2 separate regions of the Homo sapiens genome follow, and region 2 is linked to region 1. A link is an interaction called in ENCODE POLR2A ChIA-PET data of the cell type or tissue named here. Cell type or tissue: CD4-positive, alpha-beta T cell. All regions are shown on one strand. Each heading gives the region's core, and the rest is flanking DNA. Links, peaks and the distances in the headings are about the cores only. Region 1 overlaps GAREM2 (GRB2 associated regulator of MAPK1 subtype 2). Region 2 holds the start of LOC105374334 (a long non-coding RNA gene).

Region 1 (5,365 bases), core at 142-5,141:
GCAAGTCAGAGGTCAGGCTGGGACAGAGCAAGGAGCCAGCATCCCGGTACCACACTGATAGTTGATCAGAGGCCAGCTGTGTCCACATGTTTGGGGCTATTTGCAGTTGGGTTTCTCTGGGCAGGCAGCCGCTAGCCTCACTGCATACCCACAGGCTCTCTATGGGGGGAGGGCTGGGCTATAGTTGCTAGGGATCTGTGCTCACCTTGCTGAGGCTGGAGCCAGATGACCAGCCCCCTTCAGCCCATGCCAGTGGAAACCTGCCCTTTGGCCCTCCTGAGTTCCTGAGGGGCTGGCCGAGATTATGGTAGCAAGTGACCATGAAGGCTCTTGGGACGCAGGCTAGACTCCCAGCAGGCAGGCCCACTCCAGCAACTTTTGTCACCCACTATGCAGGGAAGTTCAAGCTCCTGGAACAGGCCCGGGATGTGCGGGAGCCAGTGAGGTACTTCAGCAGCGTGGAGGAGGTGGCCAGTGTCTTCCCTGACCGCATCTTCGTGATGGAAGCCATCACCTTCAGCGTCAAGGTCAGTCACTCCCTCACCAGGTGTGGTGTCCCCACACTACTCCTTGCCTCAGGGGCAACCCTGACTCTGGTTGGAAGGTTGCCCTCAGGATCCAAGAAGGAGAGCGGCTCCTGGGGACCCCTTAGGGGTCTTTGGCACAATCAAGCCATGTCAGAAGGGTGGGGAATAGGACCCACTGGGCTGAAGGACTTCCTATGAAAGGTAGTGAAGCAGGAGCGGGTGTCTGGAAGGGTCATGTTCTGACTTGGAGACTTTTCAGGGCAACCTGTCCCTAGCTGCCCCAGCACCCACTTGTAGAGGCGGTGGTTGTGGTGAGCAGGCAGTGTAAATAGACCCCTGCTGTGGGGTGGGAGCAGTGGCTCATGCCTGTAATCCCAACACTTTGGGAGGCTGAGGAGGGAGGATCAACTGAGGCCAGGAGTTTGAGACCAGCCTGGGCAACATGGAGAGACCCTGTCTCTACAAAAAATGTTAAAAAATTAGCTGGGCATAGTGGTGCGTATCTATAGTCCTAGCTACTTGGGAGGCTGAGGCGGGAGGACTGTTGCCAGGAGTTTGAGGCTGCACTGAGCTGTGAATGTGCCACTGCCCTCCAGCCTGGGAGACAGAGCAAGACCCTGTCTCAAACAAACAAACAAACAAACAAAAACAACTAAAAGCAGTCCCTGCTATGTACAGATAGTGCTGTTCTGTTTACAAACCCTTTTCTTATCCATCAATTCATTTCTCTTCACTTAGCCTTGTTGGATGGGTAGGGCATTATGATCGCCCAAATGGTAAAGACAATGATGATAAAAGTCGCCATTTACTGCATACTTTAAAATATGTTGCTGATCCAAGTAGTGGGGAAGAAAAGAAAAATATGTCACTGCACAGTCTTTTTAATCCTACAGCAGTTCTTCGAAGTAAGAGTTATCAGATATGGTCGCTAAGGCGTGGAGGGGCAACTCATTTAAGGTGGCACAGCTGCTAGTGGTCTCTCCAGGATGAACGTGGATCTCCTGGCCTACCATCTAGTCCGAGCCCCGGGAGGGCGGAAGAGGAAGGCTGTTTTCCCTTTCCAGTCTCTGGGAGCTGGCCGTGTGGCTTTCCCTGGGACCTGGCTAAGGCCCTGCCCTGTCTCTGGGATCCCCAGGTGGTGTCGGGCGAGTTCAGCGAGGACAGCGAGGTGTACAACTTCACGCTGCATGCGGGCGACGAGCTCACTCTTATGGGCCAGGCGGAGATCCTGTGCGCCAAGACCACCAAGGAGCGCTCGCGCTTCACCACCCTCCTGCGAAAGCTGGGCCGGGCCGGGGCGCTGGCCGGGGTGGGCGGCGGCGGCCCAGCGAGCGCGGGGGCCGCGGGAGGCACTGGCGGCGGGGGCGCCAGGCCGGTCAAAGGCAAGATGCCCTGCCTCATCTGCATGAACCACCGCACCAACGAAAGCCTGAGCCTGCCCTTTCAGTGCCAGGGCCGCTTCAGCACTCGCAGCCCGCTGGAGCTGCAGATGCAAGAGGGCGAGCACACGGTGCGCGCCATCATCGAGCGCGTGAGGCTGCCGGTGAACGTGCTGGTGCCCAGCCGGCCGCCGCGCAACCCCTACGACCTGCACCCGGTGCGGGAGGGTCATTGCTACAAGCTGGTTAGCATCATCTCCAAGACGGTGGTGCTGGGGCTGGCGCTGCGCCGCGAGGGCCCGGCGCCGCTGCACTTCCTGCTGCTCACGGACACGCCGCGCTTCGCGCTGCCGCAGGGCCTGCTGGCCGGGGACCCGCGCGTCGAGCGCCTGGTGCGCGACAGCGCCTCCTACTGCCGCGAGCGCTTCGACCCCGACGAGTACTCCACGGCCGTGCGCGAGGCGCCAGCGGAGCTCGCCGAAGACTGCGCCAGCCCGCGCCGCGCGCGCCTCTGCCTGCCCGCGCCGCGCGCCCCCGGGCTCGCCCGCGCCCCCGGCCCGCTAGCGCCGGCTCCCGCCGGCGAGGGCGACCAGGAGTACGTGAGCCCCGACTGGGCAGCCGCGCCCGAGCCCGCCGCGCCGCCCGCCGAGATCCCCTACGAGGAGTTGTGGGCGCACCAGGGGCCCGAGGGCCTCGTCCGGCCGCCCCCAGGGCTCGATCTCATCTCCTTCGGGGCCGCGGGACCGCCGCGTCGGGAGCCGGAAGCGCCGCCGCCTCCAGTCCCTCCCAAATCCGAGGCGGTGAGTGAGCGCGCTGGGGGCCGAGTCCCGGGTCCAGCCAGGGCCCAAAGCCCGTTCTCCTGGGCCCCGGCCCCGGAGTATGTGGCAGACGAGGTGTCTTCCTCGGCGGGGTGGGGAAGGGGAGAAGGAAAGGGCAGAGGCATGCCAGGCAAAAGCATTTGTAGTAAGGGGCACTGGGGCGGGCGGTGGCGGGAGAGCTGTGGGACAGAGATGCGTGTAGGTCCCCAGCCTCAGAGGATTTGAGAGGAGCCCCGAAGCACTGTTACCCAGAAGGTACCACAGAACAGGGGTCCTTTAAGTTGTTGCGTGAAAAGAAGGTTCCTTGGCGAAGTAAGCTTAGAAATGCTGTGAATGATTCCCAGCCCTTTTTCCCTCCTCATATTGGAGTCACAGAGCATTGGTAGATTAAAGGCTCTGAGAAGTCCTGCACTAAGGAATCCTGTTTATCAGAACATTTTCTCCCTGCCCGTAACACCCGTCAGCATCCCATGGAGTCCTCTTTGGGGTACACGACTTGTAGGGAGGGATGCAGGTGGCAGACGCTTCCTTCCCTCTGTCCCTTCGGCTTTCCTTTGTCCTCTGCTTTCTCTCCTTTTCCTTGAGGAGGGAGCACGTCTGCTTAACCTGTTTTGATCTACCTTTGTGTTCTTTTTCTTAACATCCATGATGGATTTCCAAGGAACAGGAAGGAGGCTGTGGGACAGGGTGTGGGTGCGTGAGATAGGCTGGGAAGGCTAGGAAGGGTGGGGTGGCTGGCTGACTGGATGAGCAGTTGGGGTGCAAGGCAGCCTATTGGCAAAGTGGGGCAAATGTCAGGCCCAGACAGCCCCCTCGCCCAGCTGCTTGGGAAGGGGAAGATAAGGAGTGCCAGCTGTTTGGAGTCGAGGTGGAGTCACCGCCCTCTGCTTGTAGGTGAAGGAGGAGTGCCGCCTGCTCAATGCCCCTCCAGTGCCTCCCCGGGGTGGCAATGGCAGCGGCCGGCTCTCCAGCAGCCCCCCGGTTCCCCCTCGCTTCCCCAAGCTGCAGCCGGTACATTCCCCCAGCTCCAGCCTCTCCTACTACTCCTCTGGCCTCCAGGATGGGTGAGTCCCTGCCTTCCCTTGGTCCTGAGTTCTAAGGTAGATCAAGGCAGGGAAGGGTGAGGAGGGGGAACTACAGTGCTGAGGAAGAGGAAGTCTTGAGGCCTGGGAGATTCCCGAGGGTGCAGCTCCCTGTGCAGTGGCTCAGGGATTGGCACTGCTGTCTGGGTGTCTTGGGGCCTGGGGCCCAGTGGCCTGTTCTGCCCACTTCAGCTTCTTTCTCTCTTAAATGTTGAGGAACGGATGGGAGCATTGCCCTGGTCCCCTCAAGGTGGGGACTTTGCTGCAGGATAGAGAGAAGAGAGCTCCTTGCTGTTTTGAAATTTTGATTAAGTTCAGGCCAGGTGCGGTGGCTGATGCCGGTAATCCCAGCACTTTGGGAGGCCGAGTTGGGTGAATCACTTGAGGTCAGGAGTTCAAGACCAGCCTGGCTAACATGGCGAAACTCCATGTCTTCTAAAATACAAAAATTAGCCGGGCATTACGGCACATGCCTGTAATCCCAGCTACTCGGGAAGCTGAGGCAGGAGAATCGCTTGAACCCGGGAGGTGGAGGTTGCAGTGAGCCAAGATTGCACCACTGCACTCCAGCCTGGGCAACAGAGCGAGAACACCATCTCAAAAGAAAAAAAATTGAAAGAAAATATTTTTATTAATTTCAGTTTCGTTTCATTTTTCCCCTGTGTTTTCTGACCTGGGCTGGGGGATGCTGGAAGGAAGAACACGGCCATTCCGGAGGGTCTTGGGCTGGGGCTGGGGTGCAGGCCCGTGTTGCTGAGGTCATAGTGGTGCTTGGTTGCAATGCATGTGTGACCCTATCGGATTCCCTCTCAGCCTCACCTGTCCTATGTGTGTGTGTCTGTCTCTGTCCACAGGGCGGGTTCCCGCAGTGGCAGTGGCTCCCCATCGCCGGACACCTACTCCCTCTATTGCTACCCATGCACCTGGGGAGACTGCAAGGTGGGCGAGTCCTCTAGCCGCCCAGCCCCCGGTCCCCTACCCTCAACCACACAGCCCAGCCAGGCCTCCCGGGCCCTCACAGAGCCTCTGAGCGGTCGAGCCGCCTCCCTTCTGGGGGCTGACACCCCTGTTAAGACCTACCACAGCTGCCCTCCTCTATTCAAGCCCTCACATCCCCAGAAGCGCTTTGCTCCGTTTGGAGCTCTCAACCCTTTTTCCGGGCCTGCCTACCCCTCAGGCCCTTCAGCGGCCTTGTCTTCTGGGCCCAGAACCACCTCGGGTCCTGTGGCTACCTCTGGCCCTGCGTATTCCCCAGGCCCAGCCTCGCCAGGCCAGGCCTATTCAGCTGCTCCCCCCTCCTCCTGCGCCCCCTCCTCCTCCTCTTCTTCTGAATGGCAGGAACCAGTCCTGGAGCCCTTCGATCCCTTTGAGCTGGGGCAGGGCAGTTCTCCAGAGCCTGAGCTGCTGCGTTCTCAGGAGCCCAGAGCAGTGGGGACACCTGGGCCTGGACCCCGCCTTTCACCACTTGGCCCCTCCAAGGCCTTTGAGCCTGAAGGTTTGGTGCTGCACCAGGTCCCCACCCCACTGTCACCAGCTGCTCTGCAGGGACCCGAGGCGGG
Region 2 (5,365 bases), core at 175-5,174, 110 kb after region 1:
GGCTCACACCTATAATCTCAGCACTTTGGGAGGCCGAGGTGGGAGGATCACTTGAGCCCAGGTTTTCGAGAACAGCCTGGGCAACATAGTGAGACCTTGTCTCTACAAAAAAGAAAAAATTAACCAGATGTGGCAGCACGTCCCTATAGTCCCAGCTACTTGGGAGGCTGAGGTGGGAGGATCACCTGAGTCCAGGAAGTCCAGGCTGCACTCCAGCCTGGGTGACAGAGAGAGCCCTGTCTCAAAAAAAAAGAAAAAACAAAAGTTTATTGCAGTTACATAGGATGAATAAGTCCGAGGGATCTGATTACACACACACACACACACACACACACACACACACACACAAGATGAGATGGACACGTTAATCAGCTTGACTTTAATATCAGTTCATGATGTATATATAATAAAAAATGCTCATTGTCAAAGAACAACTCAAATAATATAGAGTAGAAAAAAATGAAAAATCAAGTAGAGATACCCACTTACCCATTGATAATGCTTTGATATCTCTTCCTTTCGAGGCGCTCATACTTGTATGGACAAATGTGTCACCAGGCAGCTTAACTTCAAAGTGCATTTTAAAACTTTTTTTTTGTCTTGAATTTCAAGATATAACCTGGAAGCAAACTGTAGAAACCTTTTCCCTTAGCCTTAAAACAGACTCCATGACCCTCCTTTTCTCACGATATATACTCCCTTCACATTTATCTAATTGTATACTAGTATCTAATTGTGCCTTCCTAGAACTTCCAGGCACTAATCTTGAGACAGACAGACCAAGCCTGGAGACCCAGCTGCAAAATTCCAGAGATGACTTCAAGGCAGCTAGTTAACAACCTGGCCATTGTTGAGATGACGCCAGCCCACACACCAGGTGGACTGGGACCCAAGAGAGCCACCAGAACGAGACACACATATGTTGTATTTACCACAGTTCTTGAATGCCTTGCTTATCAAATTTTCCCTTTTTAAACCCCTGCCTTCCCCTCAAAAATTGAAGTGGTTGCTTTGGATGGGAATCTGGCTGCTTTCCCTTTACTAGGTTTTTTTTGACAGCGTCTCACCCTGTCACCAGGCTGGAGTGCAGTGGTGCGATCTTGGCTCACTGCAACCTTCGCCTCCCGGGTTAAAGCCATTCTCCCTGCCTCAGCCTCCCGAATAGCTGGGATTACAGGTGCCTGCCATCACGCCTGGCTAATATTTGTATTTTTTAGGAGAGACGGGGTTTTGCCATGTCGGCTAGGCTGGTCTTGAACTCCTGACCTCAGGTGATCTGCCCACCTTGGCCTCCCAAAGTGCTGGGATTACAGGCATGAGCCACCGCGCCCGGCCCCTTTACTAGTTTTGGATAATGAAATCACTTTCTTTCTACCAGACCTTGCTCTTGTTAATTGGACTCTGCAAGCAGCAAGCATCCACACCTGCATTCGGTTACATAGGGACCAAAATTGCATAGTATAATGCTGTTCTGGAATGCTGTTGTTTTACTTAGCTATATTGGAACAGAAATTAAAAGAAATTAAAGAATGTGTGAGCAAAAACTCAGTTACATGTAAAAAACCCAATTCCCCCTGAAGAAGAGAAAGAGCTGGAGTCCTTTAAAATCAACTGCCTGTTTTTCTGTGGCTAGTGAGCCTTCTCTCTCCCTTTCCCAGGCATTGTGAAGACTGTTTCTCTAGCTATGCAGCTGTAAGGTCACTAGACAGATAATCTCAAGTCATAAAACATGTTGTTCCTTAAAAAGTAAAAAGTAATATAATGCATGTCTCAGTTAAATAACTGTCTTTGCTTCTCGTTTCTATAATAGGCTTCCCCCTGCACAGATCTCCCCTCGCCCCACAAAATGCTTAAAAGGTAGCTTGACTCTTTGTTCAAGGCTCAGTCCTTTAAATGTTAATCCGACTCGGTCGGTGCATCTAAATAATTGAATAATTCCTCCTCAACCCCTCGGTCTCTCTGATTCTTTAATTATCCCACTGCATTTCTGGTGGCCCGTACAGGAACTGGAGACGACAGATTTACTGTCTCCTTTGCCTGGGGGACTTAGGGCCCTGGGGCTCGGGGAGACCCGGCATCCAAGGCGCGCCATGGGGGAGCTTCACCTGGATGGAGACTGGCTCTCCCCGCGTCCCAGTGCCCTGCCCGGCAGCGCAACAGAACCGGAGACTGGGCTGCAGGACGATACCAGCACTTCAGGAACCACGGTAAGGAAAAAAGGCCCAAGGCAGGAAAGCCCGTCTCATAGGGGCGAAGGGGAGCTTGATCACCTCCCGGGGACCAATCACTAATCCAACCCAGAGTGGCTGGGGGGCGGCAGGAATGGCCTGCCAATTTGGATGAAGCTTGTGTCCCCACTAATAAGGTGGAAAGGAGAAAATAGGCCGATAGAGCGGCAAGTGCAGCAAGGAAGAGCTTGCTGGCACTCTTGCCACCCGAACTGGGAGTGGGTATGTGCGTGTGAACCTACCCGGGACATGAGAGAGGCTCGTTTCGTCCAATGAGGAGTCCTGGGGTAGGAGTGGTGTGTGTATGTGTGTGAATGTGGGAGCCTAACTAGGCTCACCCGGCACATGGAGAGGCCTGTTTCATCCGATGAGGAGTCCTGGGGTAGGGGAGGTGTGTGAAAGTGTGTGAAAGAGATGGTCTCGGGAGAGGCCAACGCGGGGAGTGACGAGGGGAGGCACAGATCCCTTAGTGCGGGTTGTGTTCCGAGGCCAGTGTGGGGGAAACCAGACCTAGAACGTTGTATACGGCTGATAGGACCAGGTCCACCGCTGCAGCAGGCTGTGAGAGGGGAAGGCACGTTCCTGGCTAAGCAGCGTCCAAAACTCCCGTAATAGGACCCAGTCTGGTGGACCCGAGAGTAAAAGTGAGAGTGAAAGTGCGCCGCAAGGGAGGAAATGGGAGGAAAAGCGTCGAAACCAACTCCTTTGGAGTGCATGATAAAAAAATTTTTAAAAAGGATTTAGAGGTGATTATGGGATGAAACTGGATGCTCAAAATTTAAGGACATACTGTGAATTAGAATAGCCCTCTTTTAGTGTTGGACGACTGGCCGAAGGCACTACAGAGAAATTGGCCGTGTGTTTTAAGGTGGTGACTAGGGTTGGAGGACCACCAGGGCATTCAGACCTAGTCTTTGTATTGATTCATGGCTAAATGAATGCAGCCCTGCCTAGCAGTTTATTGTAGAACGCTCGCAGCTCATGGCGAGAGACACCAGCTGTGCTGGCAGCTACAGAGTTAAAGGGAAAGTCACAGAGCCTTGTAACTCCACAAGTAAAAAGTGAAAAGTAAAAGCCAAAAGTGAAAGTAAAAATCAGCTGTGCCAGGAACTATGGAGACAAAAGAAAAGTCTCAGGAAAGAGAAAACTGGTTTTGCAAGAACCACAGAAGGGAATAAAGACCCCTCCTCCCTACATTCCAATCTACCCCCCTTTACCAAGGCTAACTGCCCCTAAGGAGTTAAGTTCAAAGAAATACAGGCTCCCAGAAGAAAAAATCAGAGCTCCAGGAAGTTAAAGTGAAAGGTTACAAAAAAGTCAGGCAGGCCGTCTCAGGTCTGGCCGTGCCCAAGTTATGCTTATGCCTCTTAAGAGGACAAAAGGACCCCCACTAGGACCCAGATGATGCAGTCCAGCTTCAACCCCTACAAAATTGCCGAGAAGCACTTCTGCCAAAGGCTAAAGGATGGTAAAAGAAAAAGGTAACCAATATATATATATATATAAAAAAAATCTCAGAGGTGCTCCAGGGTGCAGATAAAAGCACCAACCAGTTTTAAAAAAGACTTTGTGGGCATTTTGGTTGTACACTCCGTTTAACTCTAAGGCTGCTGAAAATCAGCACGTGGTGGATACAGCATTTGTAAGACAGGCCCAAGGAGATATCCGGCATACATTGCAGAAGTTAGAAGCTCCGTAGGCGTGAATGCTACTCAGCTTATTAAGGTGGCTACCAAGGTGTACATTAACTGAGATCAAGAGGCAAAAAAGAAAGCTGATCGGAGGCTTAAGAAAGGCTAATTTACTAGCAGCAGCCCTTACAGGAAGAGAAGCTGGCTTTGCAAGGAGGCAGGGACGTGGGCGTGAACACAGTCGTGGAAAAGGCTAGTCTGGACAGGAGTTTGAAAGCCGGCCGAGGCTAGAGAGAGATTAATGCGGACAGTGCAAAAGGAAAGGACACTAGAAGGATAAATGTCAAAAGAATAAGGAAAATGGTCAATGGTCTAACACCCGAGTGCAGCGTTCGGTTGCTAGTTGTCATGCTTCAAAGGCAGATCCTGATCTGATCGGCTTAGCGGGGGCTGAGAATTTAGAGGACTGATAGACCGGGCTCCATCCTTTTAGGCCCCGGGGAGCCTATAGTCTCTATGGAAGTAGGGGGCCAATTAATGGATTTTTTGGTCGATACTGGTGCTGATTTCTCTGTGGTAACTCACCAATTAGTCCCCCCACAAAGAACTGTGCTACTATCGTAGGGGCTACTGGCGCCAAAGAAAAGAGGCCTTTTTGCAAATCCAGGAGATGTATTATTGGGGGACAAAAAGTGCAGCATGAGTTTCTATATATGCCAAATTATCCAGTGCCCTTGTTGAAAAGAGACTTACTCCAGAAACTGCAGGCACAAATCTCCTTTACACCTAAAGAGAATATGACACTAGAGTTTAGAAAGTTTAAGGCAATGGTTTTGACTATAACTGTCTCAAGAACTGAGAAATGGCGGCTCTATAAACTGTGTGCCAGAAGGCCACTGGAGGCGGACCTACACAATATGCGGGGAATGCTTTTCAAGGTACCAGGTGTATGGACCGAGCACAACCTCCCTGGACTTGCTGCAAACAGACCCCCGGTCGTAGTAGAGCTTAGCCCTTATGTTCCCCGGTACAAGTCCGTCAATACCCACTACCCAGAGAGGCAATTGATGGCATAACGAAACATTTAAATCGGCTCTGTGAACATAGGATTATACTGAAATGCAAGTCCTCCTGGAATACTCCTCTGCTGCCTGTGCAGAAGCCAAATGGTGAATACAGGCCAGTTTACAAAGTGTCCAAGGACAAGGCAAAAGTCTTTTTTCAGCAGGTTGGATAGCTAAGATTCATGGTATCCCAAGGCCAGTGCAGGCTTGGAAGTGCACGCAAGGAGGCTGTAGGTGCATTGCCCACCCACAGGTCAGGGAATTTCTAGGTGCGGCGGGATTCTGCCGAATCTGGATTCCAAACTTCTCCCTTATAGCAAAGCCCTTATATGAGGCTACCAAAGGAAAAGAAAGAGAGCCCCTCCTATGGGAAAAGGAATAGGAAAAGGCCTTCAAAGATATAAACGAAGCTCTCATCCAAGCCCCGGCGCTAAGGTTGCCA

Evidence for each region. ChIA-PET counts read pairs that join two places held together with the same protein. Peaks named below come from ENCODE experiments on the same cell type or tissue, not always from the same donor. Only the 100,000 strongest peaks of a DNase experiment are listed, where the experiment ranks them.
Region 2: POLR2A ChIA-PET joins it to region 1 with 22 read pairs; 7 of 35 experiments call an interaction of 5 or more read pairs at or near these places.

The regions. Positions count from the first base shown.
Region 1 is chr2:26,182,571-26,187,935 of GRCh38, forward strand. It overlaps GAREM2 (GRB2 associated regulator of MAPK1 subtype 2), which reads left to right. Exons shown (of 6, transcript NM_001168241.2): 3 at 397-527; 4 at 1,663-2,706; 5 at 3,619-3,788; 6 at 4,661-5,365. Among named protein-coding and RNA genes, the nearest start is that of GAREM2, 12 kb to the left of the region's middle. RefSeq lists a silencer at 2,232-2,471. In CD4-positive, alpha-beta T cell, for the core only: a CTCF peak has its summit at 2,301 (motif pointing left); DNase peaks (open chromatin) are centred at 1,671 and 2,311; H3K4me3 peaks cover 1,289 bases; H3K27ac peaks cover 211 bases.
Region 2 is chr2:26,296,420-26,301,784 of GRCh38, forward strand. LOC105374334 (a long non-coding RNA gene) reads left to right here and starts at 2,630. Exons shown (of 4, transcript XR_939853.3): 1 at 2,630-5,365. In CD4-positive, alpha-beta T cell, for the core only: no CTCF peak of the experiment used is centred there; DNase peaks (open chromatin) are centred at 2,482, 3,262, 3,582 and 3,912; H3K4me3 peaks cover 2,374 bases; H3K27ac peaks cover 2,185 bases.